2 separate regions of the Homo sapiens genome follow, and region 1 is linked to region 2. Evidence: read pairs that join two places in POLR2A ChIA-PET (ENCODE). Cell type or tissue: HepG2. All regions are shown on one strand. Each heading gives the region's core, and the rest is flanking DNA. Links, peaks and the distances in the headings are about the cores only. Region 1 overlaps DENND5A (DENN domain containing 5A). Region 2 has its middle 20 kb from the start of IPO7.

Region 1 (2,914 bases), core at 219-2,718, 200 kb before region 2:
TGAAGCAGGAGAATGGCGTCAACCAAGGAAGCGTAGCTTGCAGCAAGCTGAGATCGCGCCACTGCACTCCAGCCTGGGCAACAGAGCGAGACTCCGTCTCAAAAAAAAAAAAATATGTAGTTAAGGAAAGGATAAGAACACAGCAATCTTTATGACTCCTGGCCAGTGATTTCATCACTCTGTATTCAGTTTTTGCATTTATGCAAGAAACAAATAAACCCTTCAGTCATGCTTATCTCTGACATTGTCTGATTCCCACTGCTTAAATGACCCTACCAAACAAACCTTTGAGCATACATACAACTTAGAAACATATCTGAAATAACTGTCAAGGGGACAAAAATTGAGGAGGTAATTTATTTTACATAAAAATTTTCAACTGCTTATTGTAAGATCATAACCAAGAAAACACATACTGCATAATGATAATCACAGTTTTTATTAAGTACTATGTCAGGCATTGTACTTAGCATTTCATTATCTCATTTAAGCCTCCTAACAATCTGAGGTAACTATTATTATTGTTCCCAATTTACCAATACGGAAATTGAGAAATACAGTAATCAATATACTAAATTTAAACATAGTATAAAACAATATAGTATATTTATAGTCTAAGTATAGTTTAATTCTCTTAAGTAACTTGCCCAAAATCTATACGTAATATAGCACTCTATTAAATTATATATATATATATATTGTCCAAAATGAAACAGCAAAGTAGCAATAGATCTGGCCTTTGAACCCATATCTGCCTGAACTTTGAGTCCAAGTTCAAAAGTAAGATTTAACTATGCTATAAATTTGTGATATATAAAAATCTAAGAAAAGGAAAACAAATCACCCCAATCCTACTTTTCAGAAGCAACAACTCTTAATATTTTGGCATATTTCTTTCCACTGTTAGTTTTTAACCTTCTTATTGTGAAATATATAATATATATATGCTATTACATCATTATGACCAGCGCCAGGCCAGTTCCTTCTTTTTTTTTTTTTTTTTTTTTTGAGATGGAGTTTCGCTCTTGTTGCCCAGGCTGGAGTGCAATGGCACAATCTCGGCTCACTGCAACCTCCGCCTCCCCGGTTCAAGCAAATTCTCCAGCCTCAGCCTCCCGAGTAGCTGGGATTACAGGCATGCACCACCACGCCTGGCTAATTTTGTATTTTTAGTAGAGATGGGGTTTCTCCATGTTGGTCAGGCTGGTCTCAAACTCCCGACCTCAAGTGATCTGCCCACCTCAGCCTCCCAAAGTGCTGGGATTACAGGCATGAGCCACTGCGCCTGGCCAGTATTTTATTTATAAATACTGTCTGTTTATATCTTTGAAGCACCCTACGTGCCCTCTTCCATTCACCTTCCCACTCTAGAAGTGACCACTTACCCAACGAAACTACAGAAAAGCAAGAAAATTATTACCTATATTTTTAACCCTAAAATATATGGTTTGGTTTGCCTGTATGTATCTTTAAGACAGGGTCTCTCTCTGTTGCCTAGACTGGAGTGCAGTGGCTCGATCATGGTTCACGTAGCCTCAGCTTCCCAGATTCAACTGATCATCCCACCTCAGCCCCCGCAGTAGCTGGGACTATAGGCATGCATGTTTCTTTTGTGATTTTTTTTTTTTTTTTTTCTTTAAGAAACTGGGTCTCAGCATGTTGCCCTGGCTGGAACCGAACTCCCAGGCTCAAGCAATCCCCCCACCTCAGCCTCCCAAGTAGCTGGGATCACAGGTGTGTGCTGATACTCCTGGCTTCTGATTTGCTTTTTCACTCGTTTATATTTGTGAAATTCATCCACACTGATGTGTATAACTGTTATCCATTTCCATTGTTGTATAGCATTCCACCACATGAATACACCACAATATACTTATTAATTCTCTTACTGATTGGCTTTCTCAACTGATTGGTTGTTTCCAGTTTGGGGCTATTAAAAGAATGCTGCTGTAAACTTCTTGTACATATCTCTTGGGACATGCTCCAAAAGTTTCTCTAGGGAATATACCTAGGAGAAGAATTACTAAACAATACTATGCTGTTTTCCAAAATCATCATACCAATTTATACTTTCAACAGCCTGTTGCCTCACGTGCAAGCCAATACTTTGTGATGTTACATTGATTACTATATTTCTTCAATTCTAGATGTATATTTTCCCACATATTAACATGTCTAAAATTGATATGTATTTCACAGTCATCATTGGCTAGGAATAGGAAGTTGTCACAGCCAGGTCATGCATCTCATGACTTAAGAATTTTGACAGTCCAGGCCAGTTGTGCAGTGCCTCAAACCTGTAATCCCAGCACTTTGGAGGCCGAGGCAGACAGATCACTTGAGGTCAGGAGTTCAATACCAGCCTGGTCAATATGATGAAACCCTGTCTCTACTAAAAATACAAAAATTAGCCAAGCATGGTGGTGCACTCCTGTAATCCCAGCCACTCGGGAGGCTAAGGCACGAGAATTGCTTGAACCTGGGAGGCAGAGGTTGCAGTGAGCCGAGATTGTGTCACTGTACTCCAGCCTGGGTGACACAGTGAGACTCCATCTCAAAAAAAAAAAAAAAAAGAATGACAGTCCAGCAGCTTAGAAAAAAAAAATGCAGAAATGCAGCATCACCAATGTTCTTCATAGTAGAAAGGCAGAAGAGACAAAATTGTATGGAAAAAAAAATCACAGATATTAATTACTCAGAGTGAACTGACAGAAGTTTTACACAAACACACACACACACTGGCCACAATGCCTGGCCAGAGTTTTTTTTAACCTAAATTTAAAATATCAGTACTGATATATTAATCAGGTTTTTTTTTTTTTTTTTTTTTTTTTTTTTTTTTGAGAGAGGGTCTCATTCTGCAGCCTTGACCTCCAGGGCTCAAATGATCCTCCTACCTCAGCCCACCAAAGTA
Region 2 (2,914 bases), core at 92-2,591:
TCTTGCACAGAGGAATGACTTGCAGAATACAGTGTGCCATAAAAATGCACCCGGTCATTGTGTGAAGTTGGATGGGAATGTGGCAAAACCAGTTAGGAAGTTGCTGAGGTGACTCTGTCCATGGAGAGGAAGAACTACATCTAAAAGGCATTTCAAAGAAAATACAGGCCAGGCACGGTGGCTGTCGCCTGTAATCCCAGCACTTTGGGAGGCCAAGGCAGGCGGATCACGAGGTCAAGAGATCGAGACCATCCTAGCCAATATTGTGAAATCCTGTCTCTACTAAAAATACAAAAATCAGCTGGGCGTGGTGTCGTGCGTCTGTAGTCCCAGCTACTCAGGAGGCTGAGGCAGGAGAATCGCTTGAACCCAGGAGGAACCCAGGAGGGGGAGGTTGCGGTGAGCCGAGATCGCGCCAGCCTCGTGACAGAGGGAGACTCCGTCTCAAAAAAAAAAAAAAAAAAAAAAAGGAAAGAAAGAGAAAATACAAACAAAAGCTGAGATTTGCTGAGTTCCTACCATGTGCTACGCAATGCCAACAACAAGGTGGCATGGAATAATCCTCATGTCTGTTAAGTGGGTGGGGGTAGGAGTGGGGGTAGGAGTAGGGGAGTGTCACACATCTGCAAACGGTAACGTTGAACTTCCAAAGTAGGTCCATCGGGCTCTCAGGACCCGCGGCTGTCCGAGGCCTCAGTTGCCTCAATTAGTCTTAGGCTAACTTCCTCCTTGCGCTGGGGGGTGGGGAATACTTTCCCGTGCGGAGGCCTCAGCTCCTCAATGTACAGAGAAGAGCCTTGCAGGGCCTAAACACTGGAGTTCAGGGATCCTTTATCAAGCTGCCAAACCTTTTCAGGGGCTTGGAAGGACACCTAAGGGCGGAAGCGGGCGCGTTGTGGCCCCCGTGGGGCAGTGGGAAGGCAGCAGGGCCTCGCGGGCGGAGGCCGGAGCGCCGCTGACGCCGGAGCGGAAGCCGCTGAGTCATGGTGGGGGCAGGAATGCAGCGCATTTGGAGAAGGCCCGGGACGCCGGCGGCTCCAGCATTACTGAGCAGTGACTTGGCGTCCGCACCTTCACTGCAGTCGGGAACCACCAGTGACGGCGGTGACCGGAAGAGCTGAGTCACCGCAGGCGACGGCGAGCGACGCCGGCGGGGAGGGGCTGACGCGCCTGGGGCCGCGCGCCTGGGCTCCAGGGCCCCGCGCGTCGCCACGATCCCGACGTTGCAATCCCCGCCAGCTCGGCGGGGGCCGCACGGGGCTGGGTCTCCCGGATCCCGCCCGGGGATTGGAGTCTGAGGCTGAAATTTGAAATCTTGAAGTGGCCCCAAGCCACAAATACTACAGACTGGTTTCAGTGGGAATTAGGACCTTGTGAAAGGAGACAGCAGTGCCCCAAAGACTGGGTAGATTTTGAAGATCAAAGGCACTTGCCTAGGAACAAAAATGATTTGCCTGACTCAGTTCCAAAATGCAGCAAATAATAATTAAAGCGAAACACACACGCACTGTTTTTTTTAAATGCAAGAGCAAAACTTTTAAAATTCCAAAAGAAAATAAATCTTGGTTTCCGAGATGAATTCGTCAAAGGAAAATATCTTGGGGCCCCCATATCACTAAGCTAAAGGGAAAAGTCAAGCTGGGAACTGCGTAGGGAAAACCTGTCTCCCATTCTATTCAAAGTTACCCCTCTGCTCACTAACATAAATGCGTTATCTGATTGCCTCTTTTGGAGGCTGGGTGCGGTGGCTCACACCTGTAATCCCAGCACTTTGGGAAGGAGAGGCGGGCGGATCACTTGAGGTTAGGAGTTCCAGACCAGCCTGGCCAACATAACGAAATCCCGTCTCTACTAAAAATACAAAAATTAGCCGGGCATGCTGGTGGGCGCCTGTAATTCCAGCTACTCGGGAGGCTGAGGCAGGAGAATCGCTTGAACTCGGGAGGCGGAGGTTGCAGTGAGCCGAGCTCAGCCACTACGCTCCAGCCTGAGCAACAGAGCCAGACTCCCTCTCAAAAAATAAGATTAAAAAAAAAAAAGAATCCAGGCTGGGCACGGTGGCTCACGCCTGTAATCCTAACACTTTGGGAGGCCAAGGCGGGTGGATCACCTGAAGTCAGGAGTTCGAGATCAGCCTGGTGAACATGGAGAAACCCCTATCTCTACTAAAAATATATAAATTAGCTGGGCGTGGTGGCGGGCGCCTGTAATCCCAGCTGCTTGGGAGGCTGAGGCAGGAGAATCGCTTGAACCCGGGAGCAGAGGTTGCAGTGAGCCGAAATTGGGCCACTTCTCCCCAGCCTGGGCGAAAGAGGGAAACTCCATATGAAGAAAGAAAGAGAGAGAGAGAGGGAGGGAAGCTCAAAAGAATGCAACCATTTGTCTCCTATCTACCTATGACCTGGAAAGCCCCCATTTCCAGACCAAACCCGTGTTGATCTTATATATGTCGATTGATGTCTCATGTCTCCCTAAAATGTAGAAAACCAAACTGTGCTCTGACCACCTTGGGCACATGTCCTCAAGGAGGTCCTCAGGGCACGTATCCTCAACCTTGGCAAAATAAACTTTTTAAATTAACTGAGACCTATCTCAGATTTTCGGGGTTCACAAGTTCTAACAGGATGGGAGTTTTGCAGAGGGAACTTTCCAAAGGTCCCTGAAACTTGCTTGGTGGTACCAGGACTCAGTAGTTTATCTCTTTCTCTAGTTTCTTCCCACTTCCACACTACTGAAGCCAGAACTCATTTTTGTATAATAGTGCTTAATTAGGCTGGACACAGTGGCTCACGCCTGTAATCCCAGCTACTTGGGAGGCTGAGGCAGGAGAATCGCTTGAACTCGGGAGGCAGAGGTTGCAGTGAGCCGAGATCGCGCCATTACACTCCAGCCTGGGCAACAAGAGCGAAACTTC

The links. ChIA-PET counts read pairs that join two places held together with the same protein. Peaks named below come from ENCODE experiments on the same cell type or tissue, not always from the same donor. Only the 100,000 strongest peaks of a DNase experiment are listed, where the experiment ranks them.
Region 1: POLR2A ChIA-PET joins it to region 2 with 12 read pairs; 4 of 35 experiments call an interaction of 5 or more read pairs at or near these places.

The regions. Positions count from the first base shown.
Region 1 is chr11:9,161,248-9,164,161 of GRCh38, forward strand. All of the region lies in intron 11 of DENND5A (DENN domain containing 5A), which reads right to left. Among named protein-coding and RNA genes, the nearest start is that of SCUBE2, 71 kb to the left of the region's middle. In HepG2, for the core only: no CTCF peak of the experiment used is centred there; no DNase peak of the experiment used is centred there.
Region 2 is chr11:9,363,412-9,366,325 of GRCh38, forward strand. No RefSeq gene overlaps it. Among named protein-coding and RNA genes, the nearest start is that of IPO7, 20 kb to the right of the region's middle. RefSeq lists enhancers at 300-1,499, 1,135-1,836 and a silencer at 1,130-1,309. In HepG2, for the core only: no CTCF peak of the experiment used is centred there; a DNase peak (open chromatin) is centred at 1,060; H3K4me3 peaks cover 1,050 bases.